Linked DNA regions of Homo sapiens: region 1 is linked to region 2. A link is a loop called in an ENCODE intact Hi-C map of the cell type or tissue named here. Cell type or tissue: ovary. All regions are shown on one strand. Links, peaks and the distances in the headings refer to the core of each region. The heading gives the core; the rest is flanking DNA.

Region 1 (4,389 bases), core at 324-4,323, 51 kb before region 2:
GATCTAGGTTGTGGGCTCCTTATGACAATCTAATGCCTGATGATCTGTCACTGCCTCCCATCACCCCTAGATGGGACTGTCTAGTTGAAGGAAAACAAGCTTAGGGCTCCTACTAATTCTACATTATGGTGAGTTGTATAATTATTTCATTATATGTTACAATGTAATAATAATAAAGTGTACAATAAATATAATGCACTTGAATAATCCTGAAACCCTCCCTGCCACTCCGGTCCATGAAAAAATTGTCTTCCATAAAACTGGTCCCTGGTGCCAAAAAGGTTGGGGACTGCTGTTTTAGCACAGGAATTTACTTCTCAGCCTTTCTCTTTCTGGAATTCAGTACATTTAATTGAGTTTTTACATTTTGATAATCATATATTTTATTTTCAAGAACTTTGTCTTTTTTTTAATGTCAGCTGTTTCTTGTTTCATGGATGTGGTATCCTTTATTATCTCCCTGAGGACATTACTATACCTTAAAAGTTGCTTTCAGACTATCTCCTAACTCTCTTTTCTTACTTGTTGTTACTATTGGTTGAGTTTGGTGCCTTTCTTTCATATATTGGTGATTCTTTGGTGTGTACCTTTCTGTGTTTTTGAGATTCCCAGTGTACTAATCTGGAGATACTATTTTTCACATGCTGATTAGCCTGCTTCTAGTAATTTCTTTATGGAGGGAGAGATTGGGGTGAGTGTGGGAGAACAAAGGTATGTGAAGTTGACATATACTATAAGCAGGAATATTGGGTCTCATCTTAGACTTCTCTGGTCTAAGCCTCTGGTGTATAGGCTAAGGTTTCTGCTGCCTGATGCTTGGGATCAGGAATGGGGCTAAGAGACCCACTTGCCTAAATGTTCCAGATGCCATGCCCCAAACAACCATGCCAATGGTCACTTATTTGTACTCCCTATTCCAGCCACCTTTTAGCTTGGAGCATCCCCAGAGTTGTACCATATTTCACAGTGGTCCCTAGTTGAGGGTCTTTGACTGATGTCTTTGGCTGAATTCCATCAGCCAAAAATCTAATTTTTGTTTTTTGTTTTGTTTTGGTTTTGACTTGGTCATTTGTGAAAAGGCAGGCAGACACATATGTTCAGTGTGCCATCTTGATATAATCTCTATGGACTATTTATTATTTTTAAAGCAAATTTATTCTTAAAAATTATTTTTACCGCATATCAAGCAGAGAAAAATTGCACAGAAGAGCAACCTGATAACTGGTATCAAACAGCTGAAAATTGATCTACAAAACTTGAGGATCACAAAAGGTCACTTTTTGTGGAGTGAGGCTCCTTCTCCCTACCCTGAGAAGAGCAGGAGCCTGGAACTCTGGAGGCCTCAGAAGCTCATGGGGGCAAAGCCTGTTGTCTGCAGCTGCCCAGACACATCTGAGCAGACCCACCAGATCTGTTCCAAGACAGCAGCTCTGCCAACTGTATCAGCTCTGTCCCACCACAGGCTTGGCCTCGGGGACCTTCTCTGCGGCTGGTAAGTATATAACACATAGTGTTCAAAGTTTGGACAGCCCTATGTGGCCACCCCATTTAGAGCCTTGTCACTTTTAGGGCTTTGTGCACCAGCAGGCATGGATCCTCTACCCATGGAATTCTGACCTCCCAGGCCCAGGATCTCTCTGCCTCCTCCTGCTCCCTGACCTCCTCTTCATCCTCCCTCTTCTCTGCTTCTCTATTTCCTCCTCTTGCTCCTCCCCTTCTTCTCCTTTTCCTTCTCTCTCCTCCTCCCTCCTTTTTCCTCCTCTCTCCTCCTCCCTCCTTCTTCCTCCTCCTCCCCTCTTTCTCCTCTCTACCTCTTTCTCTTCCCCAACTCCATTTCCTTCTCCTCGTCCAGCCCCGGCCTCCTCCTTACTCCTTGACTATCTCCATGGATGTAGACCTTTAGAAAGGAACCTCATTTGCAGTTGACTCCAGGCAACTTCTCTTTCTTCATTTTTCCTACTGTGAAACTAAAATCTCTAGGGAGTAGGAAGTCTAGAACTCAAAACCCTAAGGCCTGGCTACCTTGCCTATGAAAAGCAAAGGCAGAACTCCCTCGGTTCCTTTGCTGCTACTCTCACTGCAGCCGAGGTAGAGATAGGCACCCTTAGTTTCTCTTTCAGTTCTTTGCCATGCTACTGCTGCAATCGTTGCCTTGAGTGTGTACTTCTGATTGCCCAATCCCACCTCCCCATTGGCACAAGGCTGTTCCCAGCTGGGCCCAGGCCTGCCCCTTTGTCCATTGTAGTCTGACCCCTGTCCAGTCACTCAAGATAATGTCCTTTTCCTGCATCTGCCGCTTCATCTAGCCTCTTCTGGGGCTCTGAGGGTCTGTCCTGGCCCTGGTGAATATTCAGGGCATGCTGGTAAGGGGGAAAACAGGGGAAGAAGAGAAAAGAGGGACCAAGCTGAGTGAAGGGGGCCAGCTTGGGGACACCCCTCAGCCATGGGGCCTCTGTCCTTTCCTTCCAGGACTGAGAGATAGATAGCCCTGACAACTCTCGAGATGCTTGAGGAAGGCCTCTCATGTGGGTAGAGGAGGCATGTCCTTGTTTAGTGAAGTTCAGGGCCTGAGGCTGTTGACCCATCTGATGCCTGAAAATCTAACCCGAGATACTCAGTCCTTTGGGGTAAGGCCTGCCCTCTTAGACATAACCATCCTGAGAGGGGGGCGGACGAAGCTGTAAGCCCTCTTGAGGAGTAGAATATTATACTTCTGAGATTTCCACCAAGCCAGGGCACTGATGGGATCTGCAGAGGTGAAATGAGCCAGGGTTATGGCTCTGCACTTCAGAGACCTGAGGTGGTCAGAACTCTGGATCAGTAGTGAAGCCCTGGCTATTCATCTCCATGAATAACTGCCTGATGATCTTGGCTCTAGGGGTCTGTTCTGTGGCCACCCCCACTGGGAAGCAAGCCTCAGGGTTCCTTCTGACCCCAGGTCCTTGAACCTGTCTCAGCATAGACCATACTGTTGGTCCTTCCAGCTCACTCCACAGGGCACACAAGGACTCCTCAGAAGACTCAGGGGTGGTGGCTCTATTTACCATTTTATGCCCCCCAAGCCTGATGCAGGCTCTGGTCCCCAGTAGGTCAACAGGTGTTGGGGGGCTAAAGGAACTCAGCTGTGCACTGAGCCCTGAGCCATGGGAAACACAGAGTAGAAGCCCAAAGTGTGGTCCCCGGAACCAGGACAAGTGCCAGAGGGAGTGCCTTTTCACAGGTGTGGCCCTTTCAAAATGCTTGGCCTTCTTCCACCGGAGGCCAGCCCAGCCCCTCTTCTGGGGACAGCCCCGGCAGGGTCCATGGGAACATGAGGCTCCCGGCTGTTGTTTGTCTCAGCTAATCTCAAGAATGCACTTGTTTTCCCTTTTGGTTTGGGAAGTCCTCAGCAGCTCCCCTTCATGTCGATAGTGCTGAGGGTAGAGGCCGTGGGAGCCAGAGGGCAATGATCCTGGCTTGCTCTGTTGCTGGCTTGCTTTCTTTCCAACTGTTTCTGTTACCTCCGGCCTCCATTTCAGCTTCTCCTTGAAGTTTCTAGCAACCCTGGAAAGAAACGTTCTGAATTTCAACACTTCAGCCAGTCTCCTCACAGTAGGGAGTACTTGGGCAGGTGTGATCATCTCTATTTTACAGATGAACCTGGAGCTCAGAGAGGCTAAGTTAATGCTCATGGACACAGCAAGTGAGAGCAGAGCTGGAATAGAACCCAGCACCTCCCGCCGCCCACCCCGGCCCTCCACTCCAAGCTCCAACTCCAGGGCACCAATCTCACTTGGCAGCTACTGTCTGTTACTTGCCATCTCCTTCACTTGATTTCCTTGAGAGGAGTCCTGCAATATTCATCTTTGTACTCCTAAGCGTGGCCCAGTGTCCAGAAACATAGAAGATACTCAAAGGATATTTGTTCAAAGAATGAATGGCCTCTACTATGTGCCAGGAATTCTACTGGGTGATTTTTACACATGTAATCCTTGATCTTCACAACAACTCTGAGAGGTAGCTGTTGTCCCCATTTCATGAATGGAACCTCTAGGGTTCAGAGAAGTTAAGTAAGTTGGCAAAGATCATGGAGCTTGTAAAAGGTTGAGATGAGATTCGGATCCAAGTGGTTGGACTCCAGGACTCATGCTGGCTCCCAATGCACATGAGATAAAGCATCTGAAAAGAAAGGACAGTGGGCAGAAGAACTGCAGGGCCTTCCTTCTTGCTGATTTTGCAGTGATCTCTGACTGAGGGAGGTTGCAAAGGTTACCTGAGCTCCCTAAACAGGGAGACAATTCTCAGCCCCTCTCTGCACTCCGTCCAATCTCAAGCTCACAAACACATGTTTATTGAATGACTGAATGACCACCCCTGAAGTTGGCCATCCAGGCTCTTCACTCTCAGAGA
Region 2 (4,389 bases), core at 181-4,180:
AATTCGCTGTTTACCAAGTGTAAAATGGTCAGTCCTCCCAAAGGCGATTGGGCAACAGGGACCAAGAGCCCTAAAAATGTTCCTATACTTTACCCAATAATGCCACTTCTAGGACTGTATCCCAAAGAAATATTTTGAAATGCCAGCAAAGTTTTTCATATCATTGCTTTTGCAATGCCACAAAACAAACAAATATACAAAGCCTACACTAGAGGAATGCTTAGATTAACCCTGGCTCAGCCCAGTGAAGGAAGACTATGCAGCCTTCAAAAATGGGGTTTACAAACAGAATTTAATGAAATGAGAAAAAGCTTACTGAAAATGTCAAGCCATAGGTGTGATGGGAGGAGCTGAACATCGAACCACAGAACGATAAATACTTTAGGATCTCAATTATGTAAAGAAAGTGAACCAGGTTGGGGAGGGGCAGGGGGAGACTGAAAGAAAAAATATCATAATTTTAATTGTCTCTCTCTGCAATTTTTGGTGTTTGTAAAATTGTCTACAGATTTAGCTCTACTTGTGTGGTTGGAGAAGACAACCAACCAACCAGCCATAACAATAAATAGAAGGGAAATGTTCCTGGCTGGTGTCTCTCCAGACTGTGAGGGCAGGGGCAGCTCTCACAGGGCACCAGGGCAGGGAGGGCTCGGGGAATGTCAGGGGCACCCATGCGCTGAACTGACCTAGAAAACTCCCTGCCTCAGAGCGATGGCATGGGGGCAGCATTCCAGCTTGCCCTTACTCTGGGGAGCTGTTTGCGCACGGGGTTGCTGTGGGCAACTTTTCTGGCTGGGGTGCTTCTCCACACAGCCAGCTGAGCCACTTCGCCTGTTGGTCTGGGAGAGCCTAGCCTCTCAAAGCCTCATTGTTGACCCTCAGAGGAAGAAGCAACTTCACTGATAGAGTGACTCAGCTGGCCAAGAGTTGATACTTACCCCAGCTTCCCTTCATTCCCTCTGTAAAGCAGAACAAAGACTTGTTGCCTTGGGAAGGTGCTGATGCTTTGAGTACATAGGCAAAAGCAGAGCCTCCAGGCCAGAAGAGATCTGAGTTCAGGTCCAAGTTTGAGGTCCAGAGGGGTGGCTGGAGGGTCAGGAGAAACCTTGACATCCAGGATGCTCTGCAGGGTCCAGAGTGCTGGGCTTTAGTGGGCCCACCAAGTCCGGGCCACACCTCTCTTGGACACCCACCCATGTGGAGCTGAGCATCCAAATGGCTTGCATCCCAGGCAGGCCTCGCCTGGCTCCTGGCATGAGTGGACAGAGCCTGCACTCAGGATGTTGTGGCCCCAGCTGCATCAGCACTAACAGTACCTCCTACTTATTAGTGCCAGTCCTGCATGGTGGGCCCTGCCCAGAGCTACTCAGATCCACACAGAAGTCAGTAGCATGAACAGTTAGAACAGCCTGGGACCTGCCCCAACCCTAGGCCTGCTGCCTTGGGGAATCGACAGTGAATGCACTGTGGGTCAGTGTCGGGGAAAGAGGAGTCAGCCTCCATGAATAGCCATAGAATGTTGAGGAAGATTCCTGCTTAAGCAAGCAAAGCAACTACTTCCACGTGGCGTGGTTGACAATGAGGCTCCATCATGTGGAAGCCTGAGCTCATCATAGCCTCCCTCTGTTCCTTTGATTGCCTGTGCTCTGGTTCACTCCTGAAGCCCCTCAGACTCAGGGGCCGAGTTGTGTCTCCAGCCCCAGAGCTGTGCACATTGCATGCATATGGCCACCACCCTGGATGACAATTCTTGACCGTAGCTGGCAACACACAGCACTTCAGCTCATTCTGGCAGTCCTCGTCTCTACTCTGGAGTCTGACTCACCCCACAGGAGTGTTCTCGGGCTCACTTTGCTGGATATCATCAGGGCATCGCGTGCTCTCTCTCTGGTGGCTGGACTGGCTCAGCTAAAGTATGCTTGGCATCTGTGTGTGGTCACAGGAAACAGTTATGAGGTTACTGTTGCTGGTTGTTTTGGTTTTGTGTTTTGTTTGTTACTGTTTCCTAAGAATGCTTAGATCAGATAGAGATGTGGTTATGTAAAAAAAGAAGAAGAAATTTTGGCTGTGAACGGCAAGAAACATCACAGTGGTCTTTCGGTCTTTCCACCTATTTTGAGCTACTATTTGCTGAGTGCTTGCTGTGTATTCTGCTCCTTTCTCATTACATTTCCATGAATCCTCAAAATAACCCTATGAATTAGGTATCGTTTGATCACTCGTGCATTTCAAAGCTCTTTACTGAGTTGTTCCTAAATGTCAGGCATTATTATGACCCCCCGTTCTAAGTTGCAGTGACTGAGGCTCAGGGAGCTTAGGTAATTTGCCAGGGATTCAAGGCAGGAAGTGGTGAGAGGTGAGGTTGGCCTGGTGGAGGTAGGTCCAGATCTGGGGAGGGGATCAGTGTATCAGGCCAAGGAGTTTGGGGATTTCAGCTGAGAATGAGACCTTCCAGAACATGACGTAGAACAGGTGGGGTGTGTGCATGTGTGTGTTGCGATTTTTTGGGAAACGACCTGAGGCAGACAGAGGGCTCAGGTCTTCTGGAGATGAGCCTGGTTTGTTTTAAGGCTCCCCATACTTTCACTCAACAGAACAAACACAAAAGGAAGAGCTGAGAGCACAGGAGCCATTGAGGCTCTGAATTAGGAATCGTCAGATTTGTTTTATTGGATTTGATTTTCTGAAAAAACTACCTACAAAACTCGGTGTCTTAGTCATTTGGGCTGCTATAGCAAAGTTCAAAGGACTGGGTGGCTTACAAAAAATAGGAGTTTGTTTCTCACAGCCCTGGAGGCTGAAAGCTTAAGATCAGGGTGCCAGCATGGTCAGGTTCTGGCGAGGGCCCTCTTCCACGTTGCAGAACGCTGAGCTCTCATTGTGTCCACACATGGGGGAAAGAGTGAGCCAGCTCTCTGGCCTCTTATTATAAAGGCACTAATCCCATTCATGAGGGCTCTACCCTCATGGCTTATTATCTCCCAAGGTCCTACCTCCAAATACTATCACAGTAGGATTAGACTTCAGTATAGGAATTTGGGGGAGACAAATATTCAGTCTATAATACTCAGATTACTTTTTCTTTCCCCCAGAGCAGCACAAAATGTTCTAAGTGGACACCTACCATGTGCTTGGGCCTGGGCTAGCTGCTCCAGGGAAGAGAGAAGGGGGCAGAGAGGGGAGAGAGAGAGAAGGAACAGGAACAGGTGTGTTCTCTGCATACAGGTAGTTATAGTTCAGGTGAGGTGATGAGAGCCACACCCATTTCCATGCTCTGTGACTGGGGTGCTCACAGGTAACTCCATGGAGGAGATGGCATCTTAAAAAAAGGATAAGAGCTGGATTGGTGGTGAGATGGAGGAAAGGACATCACAGATAGAAGGCCCAACGTGGCTAATGGAGGGGATTGTAGTAAGTATGATTGTCAGGGGCAAGGCCTAGCTCCAATGAAGCGGAGGAGGGAATGTGTTCTTGAAAGCTTTAGCAAATCTGAGATGTTCCTGCTCATCTGGCCTCATCTGGAGAGTGAAAACCACCTGTCTTGGATTTCTTGCCCGCTCCACTCCCACCTGGGGAATAATTCCTGAAATCCTTTTCTAGTAAAATGCCCATGCTCCTCTCTCCCAGTTATCTACAGAGTTTAAGACAAGAGGTGACGTAGTGAGTAGGAGATTCGTCTCCAGATCAGAGACATCTGGGCTTTAGTCCTGGACTAGCCACTTGTCACACTGTGGTCTTGTGCATATTCTTAGACTCTCTAAATCTTATTTTTCTCAGCTGCTTAAAGGAAATAATGGGAGTTTCTCTTTCATCACACTGTTGTAAGAATCAAGTGAGATGTAACCCTTATAGCTTCCAGTGTCTCAGTGGCTCAGACTTTGTATAGAGTCTCATTCAAAGAAGCTCAGTCCAAGCACCAAAAATAACTTAAAAAGTACTTCTTCAATCTTTGTTGCTTCTCTTGAATAACATTACAGGAGATCTCTTGCGTAACCACCACAATGATTCTGAAAGATGCTCTCCTCCTCACCTCACTTCTCCCATATCCTGTACCTACTCCAAAAAACCCTCACTCACTGAAGGGTTTTTCTGTTCTCTCCCCATTGATGAGCTGATTTGCATTCGAATATGGCAAGTGGAGGAAGCCTCTGAATGCTGATACATCAGTAGTTTTTGACCCATTACAGAAATAGCGTCTCTAAAGCACTTAGCACAGAGTCTGGCTCTTTGTAAAGTCTCAATGCATTCTCTTATTAATTAGAAAAACTGTGAAAGCAAATAATAGTTACTAAAAAATTAGAACTCAGGGCCCGGCGCGGTGGCTCGTGCCTGTAATCCCAGCACTTTGGGAGGCCGAGGCAGGCGGATCATGAGGTCAGGAGATCGAGA

Evidence for each region. A loop is a pair of places that touch in the nucleus more often than their neighbours do. Peaks named below come from ENCODE experiments on the same cell type or tissue, not always from the same donor. Only the 100,000 strongest peaks of a DNase experiment are listed, where the experiment ranks them.
Region 1: it touches region 2 in a loop (2.4-fold over the local background); 2 of 110 quality-filtered maps call a loop at or near these places.

The regions. Positions count from the first base shown.
Region 1 is chr3:139,249,603-139,253,991 of GRCh38, forward strand. No RefSeq gene overlaps it. Among named protein-coding and RNA genes, the nearest start is that of PISRT1, 18 kb to the left of the region's middle. In ovary, for the core only: no CTCF peak of the experiment used is centred there; a DNase peak (open chromatin) is centred at 2,199; H3K27ac peaks cover 2,876 bases.
Region 2 is chr3:139,300,572-139,304,960 of GRCh38, forward strand. No RefSeq gene overlaps it. Among named protein-coding and RNA genes, the nearest start is that of MRPS22, 41 kb to the right of the region's middle. In ovary, for the core only: no CTCF peak of the experiment used is centred there; no DNase peak of the experiment used is centred there.